Linked DNA regions of Mus musculus: region 2 is linked to region 1. The links are chromatin contacts, found by Hi-C or POLR2A ChIA-PET in ENCODE. All regions are on one chromosome and are shown on one strand. Each heading gives the region's core, a stretch centred on a gene start or an enhancer-like site at or near the end of the contact. The rest is flanking DNA. Distances are from core to core; before and after follow the strand shown. Region 1 holds the start of Nrp2 (neuropilin 2). Region 2 overlaps Nrp2 (neuropilin 2).

The links. A loop is a pair of places that touch in the nucleus more often than their neighbours do. ChIA-PET counts read pairs that join two places held with the same protein, here RNA polymerase II (POLR2A).
Region 2: a map of heart shows a loop between it and region 1 (2.3-fold over the local background). The contact joins the enhancer-like site here to the promoter of Nrp2 in region 1. A Hi-C loop is called at or near these places in 3 of 37 maps with a recorded cell type or tissue (heart and left cerebral cortex). POLR2A ChIA-PET finds 5 or more read pairs at or near these places in 3 of 5 experiments (Patski and embryonic stem cell).

What each region holds. Positions count from the first base shown.
Region 1 is chr1:62,701,197-62,708,239 of GRCm38, forward strand. Nrp2 (neuropilin 2) reads left to right here and starts at 2,121. Exons shown (of 17, transcript NM_001077404.1): 1 at 2,121-3,081. The coding sequence starts at 3,009.
Region 2 is chr1:62,748,519-62,755,122 of GRCm38, forward strand. It overlaps Nrp2 (neuropilin 2), which reads left to right. Exons shown (of 17, transcript NM_001077404.1): 7 at 615-770. Among named protein-coding and RNA genes, the nearest start is that of Gm29083, 34 kb to the left of the region's middle. Within about 2 kb of position 2,308, at least 3 of the 3 ENCODE cell types and tissues checked have a DNase peak (open chromatin) inside an H3K27ac peak, as active enhancers do; they include heart and left cerebral cortex, where a contact is called at or near this core.

The DNA.
Region 1 (7,043 bases), core at 871-3,370:
TGAGTGCTGCCCCCTAGAGGATTGGAAAAGCTCTGACCAGTTTGACTCCCCAGGGGTTCTCCCTCCCTCTGGCCATCTGCAGAACAGGAAGCCTTCACTCCAGTGGACTGCAGTCAAGTCTTGCATGCAGAGGCACAGAGGCTTCCAGGAAGCAAGTTAGCGCCCCCTTTAGAACACCTCTGAGAAAACGAAGATCCATATGGGCAGAAGCAGGATCCAGGGACAGAACGCTGAATCTTACTGACTTTTCCCAGAACGAAGGAGAACCTTGGAAGCAGCTAGATGGGAACCCTCAAGTCTGAGGTCCCAAGCCCAGCAGTTCGGGGTTGTCATCCTATGGCTTCCCAATGGGCTTTGGGTTTCTTTCTCTCTCCCCAGTCATCTCTCTGCCCTTTGTCATGTTCTCAGAAAGCTGCTGTGTGCATCTCTAGTCTAAGTAGGAATGGTTTTCTATGCCTGGAGAGCAGTGGGGTTGTGACACTAAGTAACTCTTTCCTTGCAGGCACTGTTAGTACAGATAGCGTTGTTTGTTCTTGGATTAGTGTTTTGCCAACAACACAAGCCAGGATTTGAACTTAAGGTCCAAACTCCAGGCTTCCCCTCTTCCTTCATCGAAGAACCCAGGGAAGGGAAAGAAAGGATAAAGGAAATCAAAATTAGCCCCTATGAGTATTTGAGTGGTGCATGCGTGTGCACGTGTGTGTGTGTGTGTGTGTGTGTGTGTGTGTATGTGTTGCTCTCTGGAAGAACTCAGAGGGCCTCTAACTCCAGCCCTTTGCAGCCAGGCAGTTAAGATTAACCATGTGGTATTCAGGCTCTGGACTTCCACTGGAAAATCCCTCATTTAACTAGTTGCAAATCACTTCTGATTCAATTTTGTTTGTGTTTATCTCCATGTAAATAACAGTTAAGTGAGAGTTACAGATTTTTTTTTTCAAACACTGGCTGTGATAAACAACGCTAATGGCAAGTCCAGATAAGGAGAGAAACCACCCAGAAGAACCCATAAGTCCACGCTAAGGGGGAAAAATGGTATAGTCAGATGTTCATGTCCCTTCTCACCCAAACTTTATGTTTCCTAATCTTCAGACTGCTAGGAAGGGGACTGAAAAGGTTGCCAGGTGTGCTCTGTTGGATCTTGATCATGGTAAAGCAAGGGTGCCTGGTGAATATGACAGTTGGGGATCACCCAGCCACCCTCAGAAACAAAGATGCAAGTGTTTTCTCCAACTGTTAGCTTATAGCGCCTTGAAACAGTTTTCATGTCTCCACTTAAAAATAGGTAACACAATGCTATTTTCTTTCTGTCAACATTGTGACCACAATACCTTGGGGAAACATGAACAGAAGTAGTTACAGTAGCAGTCCAAGAGGCCTCCCTGTACCTATACTATGTTGGAAGCTTGAAGGTGTATTGGGTGGCCAGGGGTGGGGGTGGGGAATTTAATTGCCCGGAGAAATTCTTTATTCAATAAAATCGTCCCTCGTTTACAGATAGTTACAAGTTAAGGGCACATGTTGAAGTAAATCCTAACCCAGACCGCAGAGGATCCTGTTTGGGACACAACAAAGGATCTGAGAAGTAAGCCCAAGAAGTATTTGAGGTTTGGTTCAGAGAAGGCTAAAGGCTGACTGTGTGTGTCGCCGCCACGCTTTGCTGCCTCTGGGAACACAGAGCTGAGCCGCGGACTGGCTCCCTACGCCAAACGCGGTCCGCCACCCAACTCCTTCTGTAACGCCATTGCAGGTGGCATTGTGTTGGATTCTGAGTGTGTAGCATCTGAGTCTCGGAATTTAGGGGAAACAAGAATTTCCCGGGCTCCGCGGAGTTTCCCTCCGGCAGAGGCAGCGCGCCCTGAAGGGAGGGCGCTCCTTGCTCCGGGTGTGACACACCCGCAGCCCCGCACGAAGGTGCGTGGGGCGGGAGGGAGGTGCGGACTGGGAGAGGGGCGGCAGGGTTGCGTGGCACCTTAACTTTGATCGCGCGGCCGCGGGGCTGCGAGCCACCGCCGCCCCGCCCGAGCTGGGTGCCGCGGTCCTCGGCTCTGCGCCGCGCGTCTCCGCGGCTGCCTCTTTAATCAGGAACACAGAAGGGGCGGGCCCTGAGCGGGCGCGTAATCGGATCGCTCTGCCGCGGCTCTGACATCCACATGCTGCTCGGCCTGAAAAGGCGAGGGGGGAGCCGGAGGGGAGGCAGAGGAGGCGAGCAAGGCACCAGCCTGCAGCCCGCCCCCGGCACATCCTCTGAAGCACAGACACTCGGCCGGGCGCTGGGCGAGGTGGAGGTGAGGGCGGGCGCCAGCGAACTCGGAGAGCCGCTCGCACACTCGCGGGCGATCCCAGCCGCCGCACCCGCAGCAACACCAGCAGCACCGGCCGCAGCAGCTTCCTGCCTCGCACTCCCCTCCAGAGACTGGCCAAGCGGGTGTAACCGCCGGGGGAGGCTCCAGCTTAGGGGAACCCAGAAAGGACAAGAGCCGGACGTCTGACTGCTTACCACTCCGCCTGTCCAGCGGTCGGTGCCTCTGCCCGCGTGTGTGTCCCGGGTGCCGGGGGACCTGTGTCAGTTAGCGCTTCTGAGATCACACAGCTGCCTAGGGGCCGTGTGATGCCCAGGGCAATTCTTGGCTTTGATTTTTATTATTATTACTATTATTTTGCGTTCAGCTTTCGGGAAACCCTCGTGATGTTGTAGGATAAAGGAAATGACACTTTGAGGAACTGGAGAGAACATACACGCGTTTGGGTTTGAAGAGGAAACCGGTCTCCGCTTCCTTAGCTTGCTCCCTCTTTGCTGATTTCAAGAGCTATCTCCTAGTGAGGTGGAGATATTCCAGCAAGAATAAAGGTGAAGACAGACTGACTGCCAGGACCCAGGAGGAAAACGTTGATCGTTAGAGACCTTTGCAGAAGACACCACCAGGAAGAAAATTAGAGAGGAAAAACACAAAGACATAATTATAGGAGATCCCACAAACCTAGCCCCGGAGAGAGCCTCTCTGTCAAAAATGGATATGTTTCCTCTTACCTGGGTTTTCTTAGCTCTGTACTTTTCAGGACACGAAGTGAGAAGCCAGCAAGGTAAGCCCTTCAAAGTTTTTCTATTCATTTTTACACGGTTTCCCCTTTAAAGGCGACAGCTAATGGAGAGAAGCCACTGAGAAGCGCTCATGAGGAGGCTCCCTCAATACTCAATCATTTAAAGGGAGATCTCAGCGGCCTTCTTTACACCACCAGGGCTGCTAAACCCAACTTTTCTCTCTTGCAAAGGGAGTGTGTGTGTGTGTGTGTGTGTGTGTGTGTGTGTGTGTGTGTTTTGTAACAGAATTTGGCGGTGTTCAGATGTCACATATGGACTGAATCAAAGGTTTAAAAATACTACAAAGCCTTTGCATTACAGTTTTGGGGATTTTTTTTTCCTCCCTGTCTTGAAGCAGAACACATCTCCCTTGAGTTTCCTCAACCTAGCCAGTGAAATATAAATCATTTGCATTCCCTCCACTTAGCTACATTGAGCAATGTTAGCTGAAGGGCTTGGGAAAAAAAAAAAAAAGCAAGAGTCTAGCTTTGCTTTTCAGATGTGTGGATTCTTTGCAGACTGGGTGGATACATCTCAGAACCAGAGGGCTGAAGCTGGTGAAGCAAGCCAGCTTGTGACCGAGATGGGAGCTTTCCCGTGGGCAGTTGATGGTCCCCACTCTCTCCCGAATCCGTGTGTTTTCTGGGAAAGCGAATCATGTTCTTTAAATTTTTTTCTTAAAAGATAAAACAAACTGTATGACCCTCGGCAGTCTCTCCTCTTGTGAAGTGGTTAGAAACTTTTGAGTGGAATTTATTCTCAAGCACTGCCAAAAAGGGTGTGTGGACACGGGCTGCAGAGATAGGCACAGCAGGGCCTAGGAGAGGCCGGGGGCCAGCTCTTGTGGATTGCGACAAGGGCTACCTCTCTGAAAACAGGTCTCTGGTCTCTGGGAATGCGGTTCTTCCACCCTGGGACTGCTTCTGGGGGTGCTTCCCTCTGCTCTAAGACAGTGTCTGGAACCTGAAAAAAAACTATTAGCCTATTAGCGTTTGCTCCTACAGGTGACTGGGGATAGGGTACCATCTACCAAGGAAATGGGGGAAGAGAGAAGGAGAGAGGAAAGACAGAGACAAAAACTCGGAGAAGTGCTATTGCCTTGAGGCACTTGGCGGAGTCAGGCAGCCGCAGTGGTGGGTCTCCTTCCTCACAGCCACCCTGGCGCCCCCGCACCGTGCTTAGCGGGTGGGTCCTGAGGCAAAAGCTTAGCTGCTACCAAGCTTCTTGTCCCTTCCCCAACACATACCTACAGTCACTTTACCTGGGATACATATGGGTTTTATGTTTTGCTATCTTTTGGGGGTTTGGCGGATTGGGGAAAGCCGTTGAGATGCAAATCCAAGCCTTTGCAGCTCCCTCTCTGCGGTAACTGGTCCTATGGGCAACTGCAAAGCGTGAGCCAAGGAAGGGTTGGGTGCAGGTCCGTCCTGGGGAAATTTTCTGGGCCTAGCATTCCATCTTGCCTTAATTCTGAATCCCCAGCTTGAATAGAAATTAAATTGCCTCCCACGGACCTGAATGCTGTGTAAATTATGTATGTGTGTGGTTTGCTGTGTATGTGTATGTGTGTGTGTGCGCGCGCGCGCTCCTTGAGAATGCCCACGGTATATTATGTATTCAAGAACGGACTCCGGTAGGCCCCGGTGTGCGAGTGCGCGCACACTGGCACCACACACACACACACACACACACACACACACACACACACACACAACTTCAGGTTCCCAGTGATGTGCGAAGTGGAAGGGATTGTAAAGACTTGGGGACCATCTCCTATCCCAGATGTTCGCACATCTGTCCCTGAGCACTGCGTGGAGCATGTGTACGTGTGTGTACGACACCCGCTCGGACCCACTCCTGCTCTGCCACCTGCCTCCCGCGCTCTCTGCAGATCCCCCTCCCATCTCAATCTTTGGTCACGCTGCGTCACTTCCAGAGAAGCTCAAAAGCGCGGGGTGCGAAGCTCATCGCCCACTAAAAGCCTCGCGGGCAGCCTCGGTCTGGGGGTGGGACCCGCCCAGAGTAGATATTATCCCGCTCCCCGAAAAGGTGATCAATCACCGGTCATGGTTTCAGTCGAGTAACTGATTGGTACCGGGAGACCTAGCCCGGGTGGCTAAGGGCGAGGCTAAGCTAGACCTCTGACTCACCCTATGTGCGCCCGCCAGGAGCTGGGCTGACCCTGGCACTACGGCGGCGGCAGGAACCTATTCCGAGAAGGAAAGAAGGTGGCGGGCACACGTGGGAGCAACTGAGCAAATACCCGGCCGGTCCGCTGTAGCTGGAAGGCTCTGTGGGCACCATGCATCCGGCTCCCAGGCGCATACCCTCCCGCCCGGGTCTGGAGGAGTCTGGGCAGCTGGGCTGGACCGGCTCGGAGCGCCCCCTCCTAGTCTCCGCGCAGTGCTAGGCGCTGCAAGCTCGCCGCAGCCCCTGGAGAACTAGCTTGTAGAAGCAAGGGGCCTGACGCCGGAAGATTCCCGTGTTAGCCTGGGCGAGAGGCAGGAAGCCAGGGTGGGATTGCAGCACCCAGGGCGGGGAGAGGCGGGAAGCAGCCAGGCAGCCTAAGCCGCAGGAATTCGCGCAACTCTCACAGCCTGCGGGAGCACAGTGCAGCTAGCGCCCGCCTAAGCGCACAAACAGGTGAAGAGCACGCCGTGCGGGCATCCACGTGGCCGAGACGTGGGCGCCCCCCAGCGCTCTCACCCCCATCCCCCAGCGCCGTCCCTACCGCCGCATCGATTTGTTTGGGCTACGCAGCAGAAACAGAGCTGAGCAATCCATAAACATTCTATTAGGCAAAAATATTCCCAGCAAAAGCAGAACCGAGGCTAAAGCCTCTGCTAAGTTGGCCGCCTAGGATTCCTCCAGGCCGGTCACCCTCCTCCTCCTCCAGACTAAGGACACCCCTGGATAGAAGCCTGCGGCATTTCCCTGACGCTTCCCGTTGCCAGAAAGTTAGCTCGTGGCTGCGGCTTGTCCTCCAGATCAGCCACTGCAGTCGCCTGCAGGCAGATTGTGCCTCCCGCCCCCTCCCCCCTTCCTCGCTGCCCATGCCCACGTGGGGAAAAAAATTGTTCACGACCAATGCTTCAGTTTCCCTGATTGATTTCTTTTTAATATCAACACAAGTTAATGGAGGCGAGGCAAGCTGTGATTAAACGGCTGCCCCCACCCCTCGCCTCGGGCCGCCTGCGCCCCTAGTGTGTCCCACCAGTTCCCCAAGTAGCATCAGCGTGGAGGACACGAGTGGACCGATTGTCCTAAGGTGGGTGTTGCGTGTGTGAGGAAGCGTGGAACGGATTGGGCGACACTCTGAGAATCTCCTGGGGTTGGGGGCACTGGAATCAGCTTTCCAGATCTAAGTAGCAGATACTCCCATCTGTGCCGCAGCTTCTGCGGCTCTGGTTGAATTTCTGCTGTAAGGGAAGGGACTGAACGCTCCAGTTTATTGGCGTGGACTCCCTGCTTGGCTCTCTCTACCTCCCTTCTTTTCAGTTTCTGACAGAGAGGAGAGCCCCCTGGCGCTAGCCGTTCCCCTACAGCGAGCCACAGAACTGCTCTGCTAGAGTGGATCCGCAAGGGTTTGCTTTCTACCCTGGAAGTCACTCTCTCCTTGCTGCGGGTTCTTCAGAAGGTGGCAACTCCCAGGCTTAATGTCTCCCCCCGCCCCAACCCCCAACCCCTCAGTCCCCTGAGACCCATGGCTCAGAGCCAGAAAGAAGCCAGACCCTAAACCACCTATCTCCGCCTTCCTTCTTACTCCAGGAGCGCTTTGATCTGTGGTGGTCTTAAACCCCATTGCCATGGACATGGGCTGACTCAACCTTCAATTCAACCTTCAGTCTGAGCTAGGTGATCAGATAAAAGGTGCAAATGGGCTGTGGGAGACAGGACCCCGGGTTCAAACAAATCCTCTAACAGAAGCAGTGGTAGTCCAAGTGCTTGATACCCCCAAACGACC
Region 2 (6,604 bases), core at 1,058-3,557, 48 kb after region 1:
GAGGTACCTCAACTGTTGGCTGTCCTCCTTGTAGGGTGAAAGGTCAGGACTTGGTGCATAAGCCTAATTACTTGGGCAGACTCTGCATGTCCTTTGACCCCTTAGTGACCCAAGTGATTATAGGCACAATGGAGTGAGGGAATAAAGGTTGAAAAGACAGCTACGGATTGTCACTTCTGGGGGCTTACAGTGCATTGCACTGGAATAGAGTAGAGTTTTGCCTATCAGTGTTCCTTTAGGACACTTCTGCCTTCACGGTCTGGAACAGACCATAGGTTAATGAGAGGTCATAAGTCTTAAGTATTCAGTAGTTAGAAGAAACTTGATATTACCCATTCAGATTGGCAAGTGGAAGGGAAACCAAAAAAATAAGCAAGAGAGAAAGAGAGAGAGAGAAAGAGACAGAGAAAGAGAATCAAGTTGCAGTTTTCCAGGGAAAATGCCCGTGATGTTCGGAACCAGTTGACTTTAGCTGTCTAGTGGAGTCACTTGACTACCTGGTTACAAACACACAGTCAGGTTTGTGGGCTTAACATGACAACTGTATCCTTTGCAGACGAGGTCAGATATTGTTGGGAGTAGTGGTCCCCTTATTCTCTGACCTCTCTTCCCAGGTGGACCTGCGCTTCCTAACCATGCTCACAGCCATTGCAACACAGGGAGCCATTTCCAGGGAAACCCAGAAAGGCTACTACGTCAAATCGTACAAGCTGGAAGTCAGCACAAATGGTGAAGATTGGATGGTCTACCGGCATGGCAAAAACCACAAGGTAAGCTGGCTTCCCCAAGAAGGTCGAAGAGCTTCAGGATGAGTCCATGCTAGGAAGAGCCTTGTTTAGCAAGGCTTCTAGAACTGTTGGAGGCAAGGGATACACCGGCCTTGAGCATTTACTTTTTCATGTTAAAGTGATTGGAGAACTCCAGCTGCTGCTGCTTTCTGCAAAAAAGCAGAGGAGAAAAAAGGAGGGGGACTTTACAGAGTGTTACCTGACTGTTAATGAAGGAGAAAAATGCCTACCTCATTCCGGCTACCCCACACCTCACAGGACTCATTGAGCATTTATGGCCTGAGTCTCTTCCCCATGCTGGGTGAACAATCACAAAACTGCATGAAATGCCAGTTGAGGAGTTACTGAGGTCTGGGAATAAAAGGACATAACCCCAAGAGAGTCCCAGTGTCCCTGAGAAGAACCAGGACAATAAGTAATGAGAAGAAATCCCATTTGTTGGGGTTGGGATCTGAATTGGCCAGCATGATTAGTGGGGAAGCATTGTATCCTCTCGGCCGGTGCCTTCAGTGTCTGCCGTTCACAGACATGCGGTCCACGTGGGCGATGCGAGGCTTTTGTTGTATTCAGGGATGAGTGTCTGGCACTCGGCACTCTTAAAAACACGTGGCATCCTGTTTCTGCAGCTGGCAGTGAGCTGCATTTGGCATATGGAGGGCTCGGTGGAGATGCTCCGTCTTCACCTGAGTGGGGATGGGTGCCTCTGTGATGGGAACGTAGCTCTCGGTGATCCTTGAAAACCCTGGTGAAGGAGACATACCGGGCATCCCAGAGGCTGCTGACCCTCCCTTGGAAGAGAATCAAGAGAGATTTAAAAATAGGTCTGTTTCTCTTCCTTGGCTACGGTTCCATCAGGTTCTGGTCTGCAAAGATGTAAGTTATCAAAATAAGACCAATAAGCATTTCCAAAAGGGCACCTCTTTGGCCCCTGTCACCGTCCCACGGCAGTATGCTCTACAACCACACATAGATTTAAAATCCTTGGACCTACAAAATTCTGACCTATAATGTTGGCAGTCTCACTTAGAAAATGTGAGTTTTTTAAAGGAGTAGTTTTTTTTTTTTTTAATCAAAAATCGCCATAGTAACATGGCACCATTCATATGAAAGTATGGTTTCTAGATATCACCAGCAATCTCTCTTATGTACAAGCATACATTGCTTCACAGGCCCAGTAAATAATGTGAAATCTTTAGCAATGGAAAGATCCTCACCTTTACCCACAGGCTAGGTCTGGTCTCCCATTGCCTTAGCTTGGAAAGGCCGGATACTGGTTAGAAGCAGGAACTGAATCAGCACTGGAGGCCAGGGGAAGTCCCAAGAGCTGAGTCCTCATCTCACCCCATTCCCTTTCCACCCACGTTTTCTCTCCCCACCCACATTTTCAATAAGAAAGTGCTAAAACCTGGGAGCTCAGCTAGCAGGTGAGGGAGGGCCAGCAGCCAGGTAGGACAGATCCTGGGCAGAAGCACGAGGCTCCCCTGACTGTCTCCTGGTCCAGGTTCAATGACTAAGCACTGCTGGCCAGGGGGATGCCATAGCATAAGCTGATTTTAAAAGCACACAGATGGACTGGGATGCTATTTAAAACACCATTTGTAGGAAAGCTGCTTTTGGAAATACCTTAGCACTGCACATTTTGATAGAACGCCATCCTGGCTTTATCCCTGCTATTCAATTTTGCAGGGAAGATATTCCCGAGAACTGAATTGAGCTTTCTAGTCTCCAGACTGATCCTCTTCAATGTCCCCGTGTCGAATACATCCTCACTGTCTTCTGCATCCCCTTCCCACCTTTGGCAAAATGTCTCTCCCCAGTAACCAATGGGTAACTTGGGAGGAAACTCTTGTTTGAGTTTCTGTGCTCGAGGATCAGTTTTGCCCACATAAGAGGAAGTGGGACAGAGGAAAAGCCCTCTCTCTTTCCTCTAGAAAGACACCCTCCTGGTACTTAAAACGAGGAAGAAAAATGGAAAGCCTGCCAATTAGTGTCCAGCTCCCTCACCCCGTTGCTCATGTGGTGGGAGGCCAAGAGGCCTTCCGGTCCTCCTCCCCTGCAAAGATGCTCTCTGCAGCCTGTTCGTTAACAGGTCTCCCCCAGATAGCTGTGTTTAATGTGCAGCTCCCTGGGCCGCTGAGGTTGAAATAGCTGAGTGAACCGTGCCAAATAGATTTGTCAAGTTCGCCACAGCTTGATTTGGTGCCATGACAAGGAGGCAGGAGGAAGGAGGGGACTGGGGGGCAGTGAGGCTGTAGGGAGGAGTTCATCCATGCTGGTATTACCACCGCGTTTCTCTTTGTGGTTTCTGGATGCTGGGCACGGTGCCAAGCTCTCTGGTGTTCTGTGGTGGGCTTGAAAGTGAAATTCAGACAGCAGGACTTAGGGAGAAGGCAAAACAGAGGAAGAGGCTGCAGTTTTCTGGGCTCTAGAGTGCAGGGAAAGAACTGGAAAACATCTTCCCAGGGCTTAGGAAGTAGAGAGCGTGTTGTGACATTTGGGGCACAAATTGGGAAACTCAGTCTCAATTCCCTGATCACTGTCAACACCAGTGGAGCATATCAGGGAGCAGGGAACTGGAGAATCCAGAGAAAAACAAGATTAATGGGCTCTCAAGGTGGTGGGGAATGATTTGTGCTCTATCATGGCAATTTCTCCCAGACTGGGCAAGGAAAGGTCGAAGCCTGGGAGTGTCTTTCTTTTTGCTACCAGGAGGTGTGGAAGGCTAAAGTATTCCTTTCCAGACTCTCCAGTCAGTGACCAGCCTCTTCCTAGCCTTTTTATGGTTAACAGGGTATTCACGAGGTTCCGGTGAAAAACCTGATCGATGTTGCTAGTGGTTCATGAGCATCTTCCTGGCAAAAACGCAGCCTGCTTATGCAGACCACATGCACAACACATCCCCCAGTCCTCACTGGGTTTCACATGCCATAAATATGGAACCCATGAGTTTTATATAGGCGGGGCCTCCTTATGCATATTTATGGTGCAACCACAAAGCAGAGCGCTCCTCCTCCCATTAGAGCCCATAACCAACGCACGTGCTCCCTCAGATTATACAAATGACTTCACATGAGTCCCTCAGAAGCCACAGCAGAAATGAGTGCCTTTTGGTTTTTCCAGCTGTGTGAGTAGCATCCCAGAGATAGGTGCTATCATAACAGTGGTGAGAGGTTTCATGTGCTCGGGTACAAGTGTGTACAATTACAGATGTGGGTATGCACATAAACACCAACTGATGTGCTTGGAGAACAGTGGGGACAGCTTAAAGGCACCAGTCCTTGGTGACGCTCCTTCCTGCCTCTGAGATTCTAATCCTCTAAGTCTTTGACCAAGTGGCAGTCTATGCCTGAGGAATGAAGACATCCCCTTATCTATGGTGTTGCCAGGCAGGGTTTTTTTTTTTTTTTTTCCTAGTTGGAAAAAAAAAATCAACACAAAAAAACAGTTGTTCTAAACCCCAGTGGCCAGGTTGAGGATAGAAAGGATGAAGTAAAACCAGCCTCCAGCCCATGACTCTGCAAAATTACCCAATAATACGTGGGAGGGACACACCGAGATCACATTAATGTAAGGACAAGCGCTAAGAGATTCTACAGGCCCTCAGGCACAGACTTAGCTCCTTCAGAATTTCATGATGTTTCTCAGGTGGAATTGCAACTCTCTAGAGTCTAAGCAACTTGCCCCAGGGATGGGGGTGGGAGGGGTTTTGGAGTCCCCAGGAGAGGCTCCTGGTCACCAGGCTCAGACACAGAAGCAGATGCTCTCAACAGGCTGTCTTGCTTCTTGCCTTCCAGCCACAGGGAAAGTGGCTTCCTTAGCAGCTCTGAGGCCTACAGGTGTGCGTAGCCTGGAGTCCTTGTTTACAAAGGGAGTCTAATGAGGACAGTGCAATTCAGGATTCAAGGCTAAGCATTGTGTTGGGAAACCGGGCTCCATCGCAGGATCCTGAGGATGGAGAGTTGAAAGAAGCTGCTGTTTATTTGGTTTGGCTATATCCCTCCAAAACAAGAGCCTCTGCTTCCAAACGCCTCTGTCCTGTATTTATTTTCTTAATTAAAACAAATCATTTTGTAAAGCAGCGCCCTGGAAGAAAAGAGTAGCCTTAGAAAGCCACATCGCCAACCCCTCCCTGGCAATGTGTTGGAAGCATGGGACATCTGCTGTAAATCTCCTGGGACAATGGACGGCACAGCCTTGAACATTCCCTTCCCAACTCTGTCTTGGTGTTCCCAGTGGAACACTGCAGCTTGCCATCAGAGGAGCACCTGGCCATCTGCAGAGAGAGGGTGCTCCTCAGATGCAATCAACGGGTTAAAGCACAAAGCTTTCCTTGAGCAGAGATGCAAGTTGTCAGTTTAAAAAAAATCACAGGTCCCCAAGGGATATATATAATATAAGCACAGTCCTGGAAGGGATGGAGAGAAGTCACCCAGGCCTTGCACTTGAGCAGATAAATGTCCCCTCACTGCTTCTGTTTTTTTATTGGGGATGGTTATTCCTTCAATTAATAATTTGAAGATTTTTTTTTCAAAAAAAAAAAAAACATCCTCATGAATTCTTGTCATGATTCATTCCTTTTGTGGTTTGTCATTTTGTTATTCTTGTTGTTGTTGTGTAAAGATTAGAATGTGAATCAGTCTTCAGGCTAGGATAGGACATTGCTGTCCAAAGCCATGCATGCAACTGCATGATCTAAACATGGTTACATGGGCTCTGAAGAGGACAGGTGCCCTTTCCAAGTTCAAGTCTCCCAGTTTGTACATCTCCCTCCATTAGGACTGAGAGGAGTCCAGTGTGCTGGGTAATTCAGTTTGTCCCTTATCCATTTGTCGTGGGATGAGCTCAGACCTTTAGCCTCTGCACTTAGGAAGCTGGAGGGAAAATTTCATTATGCATGCGCTTGAACCTTTCTATGTCAGGCTGCCGTTAGCCAACTTCCCTGGGTCTCCTGGGTGCTGAACTGTCTCAGAGCTGAGGCCAGCCACCCTGGCGCTGCCAACCTTGGTGCTGGATTCTTTGTGCTCCTAGGCCAAGGCTGAACACGGAGATTCTGGGAAAGAAAGGGAAACAGACAGAACATTGGTGTGGCTGCCTTAAAAAAAAAGTGCATAGACACTGATATCAGGAAGCTCAGATGCAGAGGCCTCTCATGCCCTGATGAGGCATCTGCCTTCATCCCTCCCTGCATCTTCCATGAATGGTGTATATGATTCCTTTCCAGCCTGGGTCCCCAAGTGTCCTCCTCTCCTGTCTTCCCTGATGCTTTCCTGTCTCAAATCCTGAAACCCTAATCCTGTTAGTAGGCTGTGTTCCAGGGCTCAGTGTCTCCATGGGAGTAACATAATCCTGCATTAAATGTAGAGGCCCCACAAGGCACACACAGATGGGGATGGACACAACCCACCCTCCGCCTCTCACCCCCCCCCCCAAAGAAGCAGCCTGATGACAAAAACAGCCTTACAGTAGGGGAGGAGAAGGGCAGAGGCCATCACGGGCACAAACGAGCATTTGGTTATTAAAGAGCTCCTTTGCCCTCCCCTCCCGCTCCCTTAGATGGAATAGATAGATAAATAGATAGATAGATAGATAGATACATACATACATACATACATACATACATACATATGTACATACATACACAGACAGACAGGTCTGCAAACACACACACATACACACACACACACACACACACACACACGCATGCACTCGCACAAATGCATCCCTTTTAACTGTATCTCACTAAATCCCCACATTCACCAAAATGAAGGCAGCTTGCTTTAAAATTTTCCTTATGGCCTTTAAGGGAAATTTTCTAA